Linked DNA regions of Homo sapiens: region 1 is linked to region 2. Evidence: chromatin contacts called from ENCODE Hi-C or POLR2A ChIA-PET data. All regions are on one chromosome and are shown on one strand. Each heading gives the region's core, a stretch centred on a gene start or an enhancer-like site at or near the end of the contact. The rest is flanking DNA. Distances are from core to core; before and after follow the strand shown.

The links. A loop is a pair of places that touch in the nucleus more often than their neighbours do. ChIA-PET counts read pairs that join two places held with the same protein, here RNA polymerase II (POLR2A). Pooled maps may share reads with other maps.
Region 1: a loop to region 2 is called in a pooled map, with 2.5 times the contacts of the local background. The contact joins the enhancer-like site here to the promoter of VSX1 in region 2. A Hi-C loop is called at or near these places in 1 of 168 maps with a recorded cell type or tissue (PC-9) and 7 of 50 pooled maps. POLR2A ChIA-PET finds 5 or more read pairs at or near these places in 3 of 52 experiments (PC-3, Panc1 and activated T-cell).

The regions. Positions count from the first base shown.
Region 1 is chr20:25,215,363-25,222,265 of GRCh38, reverse strand. ENTPD6 (ectonucleoside triphosphate diphosphohydrolase 6) reads right to left here. Exons shown (of 15, transcript NM_001247.5): 7 at 6,555-6,590; 8 at 5,530-5,618; 9 at 4,685-4,764; 10 at 3,652-3,716; 11 at 933-1,034. Among named protein-coding and RNA genes, the nearest start is that of ENTPD6, 23 kb to the right of the region's middle. RefSeq lists an enhancer at 1-697. Within about 2 kb of position 1,250, at least 10 of the 41 ENCODE cell types and tissues checked have a DNase peak (open chromatin) inside an H3K27ac peak, as active enhancers do.
Region 2 is chr20:25,080,351-25,087,025 of GRCh38, reverse strand. It overlaps VSX1 (visual system homeobox 1), which reads left to right and starts at 4,885. Exons shown (of 5, transcript NM_014588.6): 1 at 4,885-5,353. The coding sequence starts at 4,930. RefSeq lists enhancers at 2,393-2,998, 2,999-3,603, 4,367-4,896.

The sequences.
Region 1 (6,903 bases), core at 1-2,500, 140 kb before region 2:
GGGTTCCCACGGTCCACAGACCCATGCTCCAACCCTTCGATCTCATTTCCTCCTGGTGTCCCCCACCAAGCCACACCACCTCCTCCTCGTTCATTAAACACAGCAGCTGACAGAGGGCCCCGGTGTGTGCTGCTTGTGCGGCCTGGGGTGCTGCTGCTTCAGATCTGCGCAGTTTCTTGAAACCTCCTCCTGTCTTAGATCCCATGTTACCCCACGAGGCCGTCCTTGGCTGTCCTAGTTACAGCTGCGATCGCCCTCTCAGATCCCCGCCCCGTGTTATTTCTCTTGGAAGGCTTTCCCGATGAGCTTCACTGTCTGGCTCCTCCTGTGGGACACAGCTGTGCAGTCCTGCTGTGCCTGATGCGGCCCCCCGGTACACGCACCAGTGGGTGATTGACTTGGAAGGACCTGAACGGTTCGCGAAGGCATGCACCCCTCATGCCGAGTGCCCAGTCTGGGAATGGCGTTTGAACATTTCTCTCAGAAGAAACTGCAAGGGTGCAGAGCACTAGAGCCTGCCCAGGGCCAGCGGGCTCCATAGCCTCGAGCAGGATGGGTGGAAGCAGACCCTCCCTCTATTCCCGCCCAGCACAGCACAGAGTGCCTGGGCTCCCAGTCCCAGCCCTGCATCTCAGCCCCAAGCTGGTCCAGTCCTTCCTCCCTGCAGGCCTGTTAGGAAATCAGCCCTCAGGAGGAAGCTTCTGGTGACAGTCAGGGGAATGTTGAACAGAGGCAGAGGGAAGGAGCTGGCTCTCAGCACAGACACAGGCCCCTGCAGCCAAACCACCTTCACTTCCAGGGCAGGTACAGGCTCTTCAAAGAGAGGTCAGGAGCCTCCCGTGGAACGTCCCATGGGATGTGGGAAAGGCAAGGGGGAGAGGAGGCCACCACTCTCACCCGCAGAAACCAACAGGCAGCAACCCTCCCCGTACCTGCTTTCTGCCCTGAAACCCTGTACGTGACTTCTGCGTGTTCCCACTCTCCTTTGAAACTGGGAGACAAGCAAGGGCTGACCAACTCCTTTCCATCCTTAGCTGAAACAGAGATTAAAAAGGAAAGAGAAAGGAAGGTATATCACCGCCATGGACTAGGGCTGAGCTAGGAGTCGCGGAGGCCCTGGCTTGACACAGGATGGGGGAAGCTGAGTGGCTTCCAGGTCCACTGGGAAGGCAACACCTCCCTGGGAAGTGGCAGCAAAGCCTCGTTGGCCAGGAAGCACACCGCTACCAGGACCATGCCCAGCTCACGGCCCTGGGCACGCCGGGTGCCAGGCACTGGGCCAAGGGCTGTTCAGTGAAGTGTGACGACAGTCCTTTTAGGAGGGGAGCCATCATTACCCAGTTTTATAGGTGACTGAGGCTGTGAGTAGCTGGTAGGTTGGTGGCAGGGCCAGAACAAGTGCCACCAGGTGCCACCATGCCTTGAATGGAATCTGCTGCTCCAATACACACAAGCTGGGGGCTCAAAACCAGCAAAGGAAGCGTATTGGTCCCAGGGCTGGCCCCAGTATCACCTTTCGAGGATGGCAGGCTGCTGTCCCACCGAAAGGTGCTGGTCCCATCCCTGGACTCTGGCCTGGACCTGCTTTCCTTGATGGAATGGGCAGGAAATGGTGGCATCAGGGTAGCCTTCCTTTTTTGAAGCCACCACAAAAGTGTCCCAGGCTGCTCTGCTGGGGCGAGGCCATGTGGAAGAGCGCCCAGGTCTAGACAGCCGCCCAGCGACAGGCACGTGCACAGACCCTCAGGACCCCAGCGGGGGATTTAGACAGCTGCCACAGCCACAGGCATGTGCACAGACCCCCAGGACCCCAGCAGGGAGTCTAGACAGCTGCCCCAGCCATATGCACCTGCACAGACCCCCAGAACCCCAGCAGGGGGCGTCTAGACAGCTGCCACAGCCACATGCACCTGCACAGAACCCCAGGACCCCAGCGGGAGGGTCTAGACAGCTGCCACAGCCACATGCAGCTGCACAGATCCCCAGGACCCCAGCGGAGGTGCTGCCCAGATGAGCCTGTGTGGTCTGCTGTGAGATTCCAGCCGCGACTGCTGTTTGCTGTTCTTTCACTCTACTTGGGGGGTCTGTTACGCAATAACCGGTAACAAAACAGAGACTCATTCTCCTGGGTCCTCACAGCCCCCAAATGTCTAAAACAGGCACTTTGTACAGCCTGACGAGGAGACCATGAGACCTTCTTGCTGCTCTGCTGGGTGTGAGAGGACTCAGGGTCTGAGCCACGACTCCCTGGGAACCACAAAGGGCAAAGAGGTACCTGCCTTTTCTCATTGGCTAAATAATAGGTGTTTTTTGGCCCCAGAATAAGGGCTGCAGCTGTTTCTGAGACATAGACATGGTTTTTGTTTGCAACAAAAGGAATACCATTATGAAGATAAACACCAGGATTTGAAAGAAAGAACTGAAGTAGGGCATGCACAGGAGAATGAAAATTCCAGTTGAACATCCTACCCTGTCAGATACCAGGCCCTCGGAAGAAGTGGGCAGGGGTGCTGGGCCAATGGGGCGCTGGGGGCTGAGGTAAGGGCATTTGGCTGGAGCACACGTAGGTGCTGGTGAGCGCCTCATACACACATCAGACACTAAGGCCTTGGGAAGGCCTCTGTGGCCTGGCCAGTTCCATCAGGGAAGAGAGGCACCACCAGCCTCAGGGCCGTGCCCCAGCCCCTGAAGCAGACCATGGCAATCCTGAGATCTCCTAAGAGTCCATGCCCGCTGTGATGCCCATTATAAGGAGCAGAGGCCCTGGCCCTGATGCAGGCTGTGTCCCCAGGTCAACTCCATGTCTCAGGAAGGGCCAAGCCCACATTTCATGACCCTTCGCAGAGCAAGGGAGGAGGGATGTTCTTGCAAGGCTGGAATCATGAGCGAGAGAGAAAACCTTTCCCTGACGGCAAGAACCCAGCACCCCCCACAGCCCTCCTGTGCTGTCTGTACAAGGTTCTGTCTTCACATCCCTAAAGCCAGCTCCCAATGTAGGGGATGAGTGTGCAGTTCCCTGGTTCCCTCAGTTTCAGCTCAGTGCTTCAGAAGGGATTTCATCAGCATCTTTTAAAAAATAACTTGGGGCTGGGTGTCATGGCTCATGCCTGTAATCCCAGCACTTTGGAAGGCCAAGGCAGGCAATCATTTGAAGGTAGGATTTCGAGACCATACTGGCCAACATGGTGAAACCCCGTCTCTACTAAAAACACAAAAATTAGCTGGGCGTGGTGGTACACATCTGTAGTCCCAGCTACTGGGGAGGCGGAGGTATGAAAATTGCTGGAACCCGGCAGGCAGAGGCTGCAGTGAGCTGGGATCATGCTAGTGCACTCCAGCCTGGGTGACAGAGCAAGTGAGACACTGTCTCAAAATAAAGAAAGAAATACCTTGGAAGGTGGACAGGTACAACACCACCCTGGGTTCCTGCCCCATCAGGGTGCCACCAACAAGATCTGCAGCACACCCCTCCACTCGCATGCCCTGGCCTGGCTGGGTGCCCAGCATGCAGCGGGACAGCAGTGGGGTGGGAGGGGCAGAGGGACCTCTCCTGCAGGGCCAAGCTGGTGCCCTCCCGAGGGGCTCCTCGTTCCCACTGAGAATGGAGGGCAGAGGCTGTGAAAGTGGGCCCGGGGCAACATGTCCACTCACCAGGCTGCCCCTCCACGCCGCCCAGGATCGCCAGGCGTGCCGACATCAGCCCGAGCCCGAGGTAGCTGTGGGAATGACACCTCAGTGAGGGCAGCTGCCATGGCAGGTACAGGTCATGGCAGGCTCACCTCTGAGACCCAGCCCGAGTGGGGAAGGGGGAGCTTGCAGCAAGGCAGTTAGTGAGCTTCTCTGCTCCTTCTAAAAGCCTGTTTCTGTAGAGTTGAGGAAACTTAGCTAATTAATTCAACACACGAGGGCCTATCATATGGCAGGAGCTCATCCAGGAGCTGCAGACACTGTGGTGAGTGGGACCGACTCGACACCAGTCTGGGATGCTCCTGCTTTATAACAAGAATCGACTGAAGACTGCACGTGGCAATAGGTGGCCCGGAACACTCCTGTGTGGCCCATGGTCCCTCCCACTTCTCAAACCTTCTCCAAAGTAGAGCAGAATAAGCACACATGGAGGAATGTGCACAAGGAGGAATGTGCGTATACTGTAGACACATTAAAGGATGAAGGAGAAGGACAGAGGAGGCGGGAGGAGGAGGAGGAGAGAGAGGTCTGGGTGAATGTGCGTATACTGTAGACACATTAAAGGATGAAGGAGGAGGACAGAGGAGGTGGGAGGAGGAGGAGGAGAGAGAGGTCTGGGTTAATGTGTGTATACTGTAGACACATTAAAGGATGAAGGAGGAGGACAGAGGAGGCGGGAGGAGGAGGAGGAGAGAGAGGTCTGGGTTAATGTGCGTATACTATAGATAAAGGATGAAGGAGAAGGACCAGAGGAGGTGGGAGGAGGAGGAGGAGAGAGAGGTCTGGGTGAATGTGCGTATACTGTAGACACATTAAAGGATGAAGGAGGAGGGCAGAGGAGGCGGGAGAAGGAGGAGGAGGAGAGAGAGGTCTGGGTGGATTCCCAGCACAGGGATTCCCAGATCTGCCATCCATGACCTCAAGAGGGCCATGCGAGGCCCTGGGAGCTGCATACCCACCCCATGGCGCCTCCCCACGCCTGTTCCCGAAAGCAGACCTGTAGGAATAGAGCTTGTAGGTCCTGTTAAACATCCGCAGTGCCGTCAGGTAGCCGGGTGGGGAGGCCTGCAGGGTGCCCTGGAGAAGAACGAGGGTAACTATGTTTCCTGCTGGTCTTTCTAGAAAATTCTCCTCCACCCACTGAATTCATTTGAAAGAAAGGGGATGGTCAGGTGCAGCCAATTAAATGAGCTGTTCACTAGGTCGCTGGCTGCGAGACAGGAGCAGGCAATAAGGAGCCAATATCCCAGTGAAGAACGGTGCTTCGTTCCCACAGGCAACCTCTCCCATGCTGACAAACACGGCCCAGACATGACGACGATCATATCAGTACCTATGAGCCCACCCTTCCATGGAAAACTACCCATAACAGGAGGATGAGTGGGTGAGGAGGGAACTGTTTTTAAAGCAGCAGGTGCCTCAATGGGAAGTGTTTTCATCTCCTTTAGGATATTTATCTTGAAAAGGCTGGAAGCTTCCTCCCAACCTATGAACTGGACAAAATCTTTCTGCTCTTGTTCCTTTCGGAACCCTGAAGGGGAGAGAGGCAGCACTTCATATCCTCTGGCCCAAACGTTTCCAGTTATTCCCTAATTTATCACCCCTCTAAAGACCAAATTTCTGTTTTTGGCTTTTTTCCTGGTGGAATTAAAACTCCAAGCCAGAAGCATCATCTGTGAGTGAGTCCAGCTCTCAGAAGAGGAAATGACCGCAGGGGTCCAGAGACCTGGCCAACCCCACCCCCCACCCCACCCCGCAGCACCTCAGCAGGCCCCACCCTGCACCCCCATGGCGGTGTGGCCTCGGGGTGGAAAGAGCGCTGTGGTCGGCAGGGCTTGTTACCTCCACGCGTGGCAGGAAGGCGATCTGAGTGGATCCTCCGCCCAAGTCCAGCATGCCCACGCTGCTCCCTCCTGGAGTTTTCAAGCTGCCTGGAGCACAGCAAGCAAAAACAGCACAGGGGCATTAGTAAGATCGCGAGAACAGCAGAAAAGCCAGGGTGAAAGCCAGGCCCTCAGGGGAAAGAAAAGACAGAGAAGTAGCTCAGCTATTGACAAATCTCCATTTAAGGGTACACTATATATCTAAGGGACAAGAGTAATGGCTCCACCAGCTGTGGTTTAATTTGGATCCTGATGGGACAGCATGAACCTTCAGGGGAGATACTGAAACTGCCGTATCAGCTGGGAGGGAGGCCGCTGGCTTAGCTCCCAGGAAGAGCTGGGCCCTGCTCTGATCAGCCCATCTCCACTCCCCAGAGCATCTCAGGCGGAGGCTCCCAACCCATCTCCTAACATTTCTATCCCCCAAAGTGGCAAATGGGCAAACCTGACAGGAAACTTCTTTCCTTTTTTGTCTGTACATCAGAAACACTGCTCTTTCCCATAATTCCAGCAAAGGGACAAAAAATCCACATGCACTAAGAAAAATGACTCCTTGTCACTTGTTTCTAAAAACAGATGTTTCTGTTCCCTGTTCCACCTACAGCAGAGGAATCCAATTAGAAGGTGAATAGCATTCACATCACATTCAATATTGGAAGATATGACTGGTTTGATTCGTTACTTCTCTTAGAAATGAGAGGATGGGGGTCCTGGTGGATGTTCTGCAGGGGACAGGGCAGGGGCTGTGCTGGGAGAAAAATGCCCCAGACCTGCAGAGAAGCACCCCACTCCTAGCATCTACACCTGTGAGACAGGTGGGTGACCCCACCCATCCCCAACACCCTATGGTCAGTCAGCAACACTGCCAAACCCTGAGGGGTTATCTTAAAGAGCAGAAATGAGGCTCCTGCTCTCGAAAGGCCCAGTCGAGCCCTCCGCAGGTGTCTGTGATCGGCTAGCCTCTGTGATGCAGTGTGCACACACCTGTCAGGAAGTTGATGGTGATCCACGCCGAAACGCCTGCAAGAGAGTGTCACAGGCATTATTTTAATCACTTGAGATGCTGAAAGCATAACACACAGGACCGTTAAATGACTATTTGCAGATCTGGGGAGCATAAAGGGATCACTTCCGCACTACACCCAGCCTTCAGATCATCGGCAGAGAGGAGCATTTCTCATAAATGAATCCAGCAGCTATGGCCGACTGTCCTGAGACACAGCATGCTGAATCCTAAAGTACTTCACCAAATGCTGCGTCTCTCCTCTGGTTATTACTGGCCTCCTCTTTTTGGAAGAAGCAGAAAAAGAACCCAGTGCTCCCCTTCCTCCTC
Region 2 (6,675 bases), core at 3,636-6,135:
ATTAAGGCACAACACACGAACTTCAGGGCACACAGTCAAATCAGAGCAGGCAAAGGAAAGAAGATGCCACTTTGAGAGGGTTTGAAGAGAGATGCAGGGCAGCAAGACACCCACAGTCAGAGTTAGGCCGTGAGCTGACACTGCTTGTATTCAAATCCTGTCTTTGCCACTGGATAGTGAGTGACCTTGGGCAATTTATGCAATTATTTAATCACTTGAAATTTTCACTTCCTCATCTGAAGCATGTGGACAATAATATTATCTACCCATAGAGCTGTGGTCAGGATGAAATGTGGCCATTGTGATAAGGTGTTTATAATAATAGCTGCCCCCCAGTAAGAAGCCAAGAGAGGTTGGCCATCTTCATCACTTTCAGTCGTGGGAGGAGAGCCTGTGGGGAGAGTGAGGGCCTGAGGATGACACTCGATTCTGTGTGGGCCCCGGGGTGGAGGAAGAGGAGACCTGGGGAGGTGCAGGCTGCAGGGGAGGCTGCTGTGTTCAGCTCTGGGTGTGTTGCATTTCAGTGCCCCGGGAGACTGGTTCAGACATGCAGGAGTACATTGAGACAACAGCCTGGGCTTCAAGAGTGGGGTCCAGATTGGAGAAGATTCCAGAGATCTGGGCAGGGAGATGGTGATTGCCCCGTGGGGTTCCACCTGAGAAGAAAGAAGGGCTCTGTAGACTTTGAGCTGAGCATTCCAGGAACACCCAGGTAAAAGCGAGATGGAGACAGGAAGTGTCTGAGCTCAGGTGGCTAGAAGCAGAGCCAGGGACAGGGTCTGGGCGCCTGAGAGATATTGAGACAAGGTCTCAGGAATGAGGGGCCAAGATGGGGTGGGAACAAGCTGAGCAAGGAGCTGACTTGGTCTGATCCATGAAGGGAGAGGGTCTTGTAGCAGAAACGCCTCTGCAGAGCTGTCCTTTGAAACGAGAGGAGAGGCCTCCTATCATCCCTCTGTCAGTTGATGACACAGTGTGTGTGTTTGTCAGGGGGTGGGGGGCTCTGGATTAAGGGGCTTTTGTCAGCCAAGGGCAATTCTTCCTATTCGAGGGCCCCACACTCACAACAGCTGGAAGAAGGTGCGACAGTTCTGGAAAGGGGGTCTGGGTAGGCACAACAGCATTTAGATACGAGGCAATATGGAATGCAATCATCAGCAAGTAACTAAAGCTCCTCCTGCTTGGATCTCTGGGAGGCGGAGTAGAAGGCACCTCTAAGAGTCACTCTGTGCAGGGGTGTGTTTGTGTGTGTGTAGCGGGGGGTGCTTACATTGCAATTCCCGTCAGTGTTTGGTGTCGCATTTCTCCACGTGTTAATTATTGGCACCTTTAGCTAGTGGGCAGAGTGAGCTCTGAAGGTCGAGAAAAGTCCCCAGGTAAAGATGTGGCGGGCACTGGAGGCTGGGCAGGCGTGCAGTTGGAGGGGTCAGGCTGGAGGTGGGTGGGGCCAAACAGCCTCTGCCACAACTTTTTTTTTTTTTTTTTTTTTTGGAGACGGAGTTTCACTCTTGTTGCCCAGGCTGGAGTGCAATGGCTCTATCTCAGCTCACCGCAACCTCCGCCTTCTAGGTTCAAACGATTCTTCTGTCTCAGCCTCCCTAGTAGCTGGGGTTACAGGCATGCATCACCATGCCCGGCTAATTTTGTATTTTTAGTAGAGACAGGGTTTCTCCATTTTGGTCAGGCTGGTCTTGAACTCCTGACCTTGTGATCCGCCCGCCTCGCCCTCCCAAAGTGCTGAGATTACAGGCGTGAGCCACTGTGCCCGGACTTTTAACTGAAGACACAAAAGCATCCGAGATGGAGCAGCCAGAGGTGGGAGGAAAATCAGAAGAACGGAGCCGTGGGGGGTCATTTCTGCAGACTCACAGGGCGATCCGTTTCACCTTCTCGGGGCATCCCACCCCATTGTGTCTGAGCACTTTATCGCGCCAGCCTGGCCAGCCGCGGCTCTGAGAAGCCCAAGAGGGGTGCCTGCTGAGCCACTCACAGCAGGTCCAACCTCAGCCTGGCGCTGCCAAGGCACATTCGCGGTCGGCGACAGAGGGGCTGGAAATCTTCCTTAGAAAATAATGAGCTGAGGAACCTTTATTCATTAGTTAAATCCCGGGTAATCCTGGCTGATGAAGACAGATTCGGAACCCTCAACGGATTTAGGGACCCAAAACGACTCCTGGGGGCCGCCCGGGGCGGGAACGTTCGCGGGAGCTGCGCCTCTGGCAATAGATTTGCAGGTGGTATCCGGTAGGGGGAAGCTGGAAGGAGCCCATTCTTTTGGCCGCCAGGACGCGGAGGCTTCCCCTAAACGCGGCCCGTAGGTTTGGCAACTGCGAGGGCACCCCGGGGACACGAGGATTGTGGGTGGATCGTGGGCTAGCTTTTTATCTCTTGCAGACGTCTCCTAAACGGCAAGAAGCGCTTCCCTGGTCTTGGCTGACGCTGAGTGAAGCGCCCGTATAACTTGACGCTGGGCTCTGGGTGGATCCCCACCACATAGGGCGCGCAAGTGGATACCAGAGCCCCGGCAACAGCGGGGACACAGATGAGCGCAGCGTCGGGTGGGGGGCGTTTCTCACTGTAGGAGGCTATGAAAATGTCCTCCCGCGCTGGGCTCCTGCCACCGCCACGCTGCGAAACACAAGGTGACCCAGGACACAACTCGCCCACCGCTGGGGTCCTGCAGGCCCCTCCCTGGCATTGGGGTCCCGGGATGCATTAGGAACGCCCCAGTCCAGGAATTGCAAGACCCCTTAGAAGTTCGTTCCTTCTGCATCTCTGAGTCCCCTTAGAGCTCCAATACGGGCTCCTTGATTGAGTCTCCTGCTCTGTGTCGCCCTCGCCACGTCTCTGTGTCCGATGTGACTGGGTTAATAAGTCCCAGTTGCTCTCACCTGCAAAATGAGTTTAAGACGATCCTTCCCGAGGCGCCGCGGTCACTATAGAGAGTGTCTGAGGCTGGGCTCCTACCGCCTGGCCTTTTGGTGTCTTTGGATCACTGGCTATCTACTCGGGGTCTGTCACTCCCGTGATCGCCTACCTTCCAGGGAGACCTAGGGGAGGGAGACCCCAAGACCTGTCCCAGGTGAGGCCACTTGGTCGGCACCCGGGGCTGCAGGCACGGCGCCCGCGTCCGCCCTCGCCCCTTAGGCTTTCCATTCGCGGGCGACCCCGGTCGGGCCACCTTAGAATCGACTACCCTGCCTGCCTGACTGGTCTCGGGCTACAAACTGTGTGGAAGCGTAGGTATCTCACTTAACTGCTACCCCAAATTCGGATTTACAAACGACTACGCAGTCCCGAATGCCCAACGCCTTCCCTAAACCCAGAGATAAATCTGGGGGAAAATTCCTCGCGGAGCGGAAAACAACGCCAGCGTCTAAAGCGTTCTGCCCCGAGCTGGAGTGGTTCAAAAGACAATGATCTCAAAAGAAAGTGATTGTTTTGGTAATCCCGGGAACAGCTTGCAAGGGGGAGATTTGGGTCTTCCTTTAGTAACGGAAAGTCAATGCGCAGCCTCCTGTAATTATCCTTATCGGAAGCCCCTTGTTTAATCTGCATGTTTAGCGGAGGCCCCACTCGAACGCGCAGCGAGTGGGAGACCCACTTTGCAGGGCCCAGGCTCGGGCTCCGGTCCCTGCGTGCGCGCAGGCAGCCGCGCCGGGTTCCCGCGGAGCTCAGGCGTTTGCTCCTCCCTCGCTGCGGGACCTCGGACTGTAGGACCCTCAGGGAGTGGGACTGAGGAGATCTGCTTCCGGGGTTCTGGGATTGGGAAGCGGGGGACGCAGGGCTCCGAGCGATGAGGGCTGGTTGGGTTCAAAGCGCGAACCAGTAGTTACTTACCCACGTGCTTGGGGCCAACTTTAGCGAATATCAGAGTTTCACTGATTATTCAAAGAATCAGGCTTTCTTTGAATAATCGTGAAATTGGACAATAAATTGTAAGCCCCGATGAAAAGGTGTGCTTTCCAGTAGACAGACTCTATTTTATTTCAATTTACCTCCCTCCACTCCTCCCCAATTTAGGGTTGCTGGATAAAATACTGATACATACTCCTACAAAAAAAAAAAGCCCTCCTTTTTTATCTGAAATCACATTTCACTGAGCCGACAGTGTTTTGTTGGTTAAACCTGGTACCCTGCCCGTCTCAGCCCCGGGCAGTCCACTCCTCTCTCTGCTTCTCTCCCTTTCCCCAGCTCTTGTGAGTCTGCCACCCCCTACAGTTCAGCCCGTGGAGTGTTGGGGATGGACCTGGGGGTGGATTTGGATGGAGGTAGAATGACCATGGATTAAAGGGATGGAGGTAGGATGACCATGGATTAAATACACGGTTTTCATTCCTTTCCCCTTGGGGATTTTCAGAGAAGGCCTTCTTACAGGAAGGCCTTCGTGGCACCGGCGGCGGAGGTGGAGGGCTGGCTGGGGACATATATGGGGTAGCCATCGGGGTGTGGTTGGGAATGGGGTCCTAGGTCTTAATAGGCAGTTGGGTCGCATCAAAGAAGCTTCAGGGCAGCTGGGAGTGGGGCCTCCACCCAGAGAGTCTGGAAGGAAGGAGAAGGCCACGCCAGGATGTAGAACTTGCGACTTTTCGAGGGACAGGCAGACAGCGGAGTCACTGTCCCTTACCTTCTTTCCTCCCCTCCCTCCTAGAATGGGGGTGGGGTGGGGTGGGGTGGGCTGGACAGAAGAGAGGAGGAGAAGGAGGTGACTGAGGGGACTGCAGCTGGGTGGGCGGTAACCGAGGGGAGGGGAACTGGTGGCGTCCCCATCTCGCGGGGTCCGGAACGGCGACGCGCCCGCGCCCAGCTGATTGGAGCCCTTCAGGCCTCCCGCGCCCGACCGGCAGCCCAATCCTATAAAGCTTCCTCTAAGCTGGGCCCTCCGCAAACGGGATCCAGAGAGGCTCGCGCCTTGCTTGCTAAGGAACCATGACCGGCCGGGACTCGCTTTCCGACGGGCGCACTAGCAGCAGGGCGCTGGTGCCTGGCGGTTCCCCTAGGGGCTCGCGCCCCCGGGGCTTCGCCATCACGGACCTGCTGGGCTTGGAGGCCGAGCTGCCGGCGCCCGCTGGCCCAGGACAGGGATCTGGCTGCGAGGGTCCGGCAGTCGCGCCGTGCCCGGGCCCGGGGCTTGACGGCTCCAGCCTGGCGCGTGGGGCCCTACCGCTGGGACTCGGCCTCCTCTGTGGCTTCGGCACGCAGCCGCCGGCGGCCGCTCGAGCACCCTGCCTGCTCCTAGCGGACGTGCCGTTCCTGCCGCCCAGGGGCCCCGAGCCCGCTGCCCCGCTGGCTCCCAGCCGTCCGCCGCCTGCGCTCGGCCGCCAGAAGCGCAGCGACAGCGTCTCCACGTCCGGTAATCAGGCCCGCGCTTTCCGCTCCTGCCCCTGTCCCCTAGGCTCTGAGCCGCGCAGGGGTCACAGACCATCGCCCCACCGCACCCCTGGCCCCAGCGGCCCAGATCTAGGCGGGGAGCCCAGAGCGAGGCCCCGTCGCGGGAGGGGCATTCGCGGAGCTGCGCCGCCTGCCCCTTGCTGCATCCTAAATCCCTGCCTCTCATCCGGGGTCCTGTTCCCTCAGCGATGTGAGACCGCCACCACCTGGTTCCGGGTGGAACCTTTTGATGAGACCCTGGGGTCTTCAACAACCATCTCCAGAGGGCCATTTTTCCCCCCAGCGCCAGGCGCCAGTCTCCGCCTCTGGCAGCTGCGTGGGTCGGGAAGGCCCGGGCCTGTGGTGGTCACCAGCAGCACCGAACAAGGTACCAGGTGGAAACGCGGGCGGAAATGATCGAATGATTGACGGGTCCTGGAAGAGTACGGGGCCTCGAGCCCTGGAACTGTCCGCCCCTTGGGGTGCTGAAAAGGGAGTCCCGGGTACCGCGCTCCTCTGCCGGCGCAGCGTCCTCCCAGTCCCCTGTGCAGGAGAAAGAAGCAACCTTGGGGATTCATTGTAGTTACGCCTAGAGATGTGTTCCTGGCCTACCCATTTCCCCAAAGAAATCCAGACGGGTCGCGGGGAAAGAGAAGGAAGCAATGAAATTCTATAAAGGACAAGGGCTAAGGAAACGAGTGGTTTTGGGTGTGGGAGAGAAAAGAAAGAATTACACAAGAAAGGATGGTATGTGGTAGAATCTAGAGCTGAGCATCCAGGCAGCCAAGGCAAAAAGAGTAGACTGGGTCTTCTGATACTAAAAGGAAGCATGTCAGATCAATAGGCAGGCAGGTTTTTGCTCCACTCTAAAAGGACTTTATTTCATGAGCTCTACGTAAGATAAAATGAAACTCCCTATTAGTGTCACTAAAAATGCAAAACTGTTTTCATGGGATGGGTTCTTTCTTACAAAACCAAAGGCAGCTAAATCCAACTCTGCCAGCATTTCTGAAAGTCTGGAGCAGAGCTGTCCAAGAAAAATGAAATGTGATTTCATGTTTGACGGAAATTTCTCACAGTCACATTAAAAGTGAAATGAATCTAAATACTATATTTTAACCCAACAATGATAGCAAATATTATCATTTTACACATAATCAATACAAAAATATTTTACTTTTTAGGAGCACTAAGTCTTCTAACTCCATTAAGTGATTTATGTTTACAGCATGTCTTGATCTTACTGGCCACATTTCATGTGCTTAATAACCTTATGTGTCTCATGTCTCATCAGGTTGGACAGCC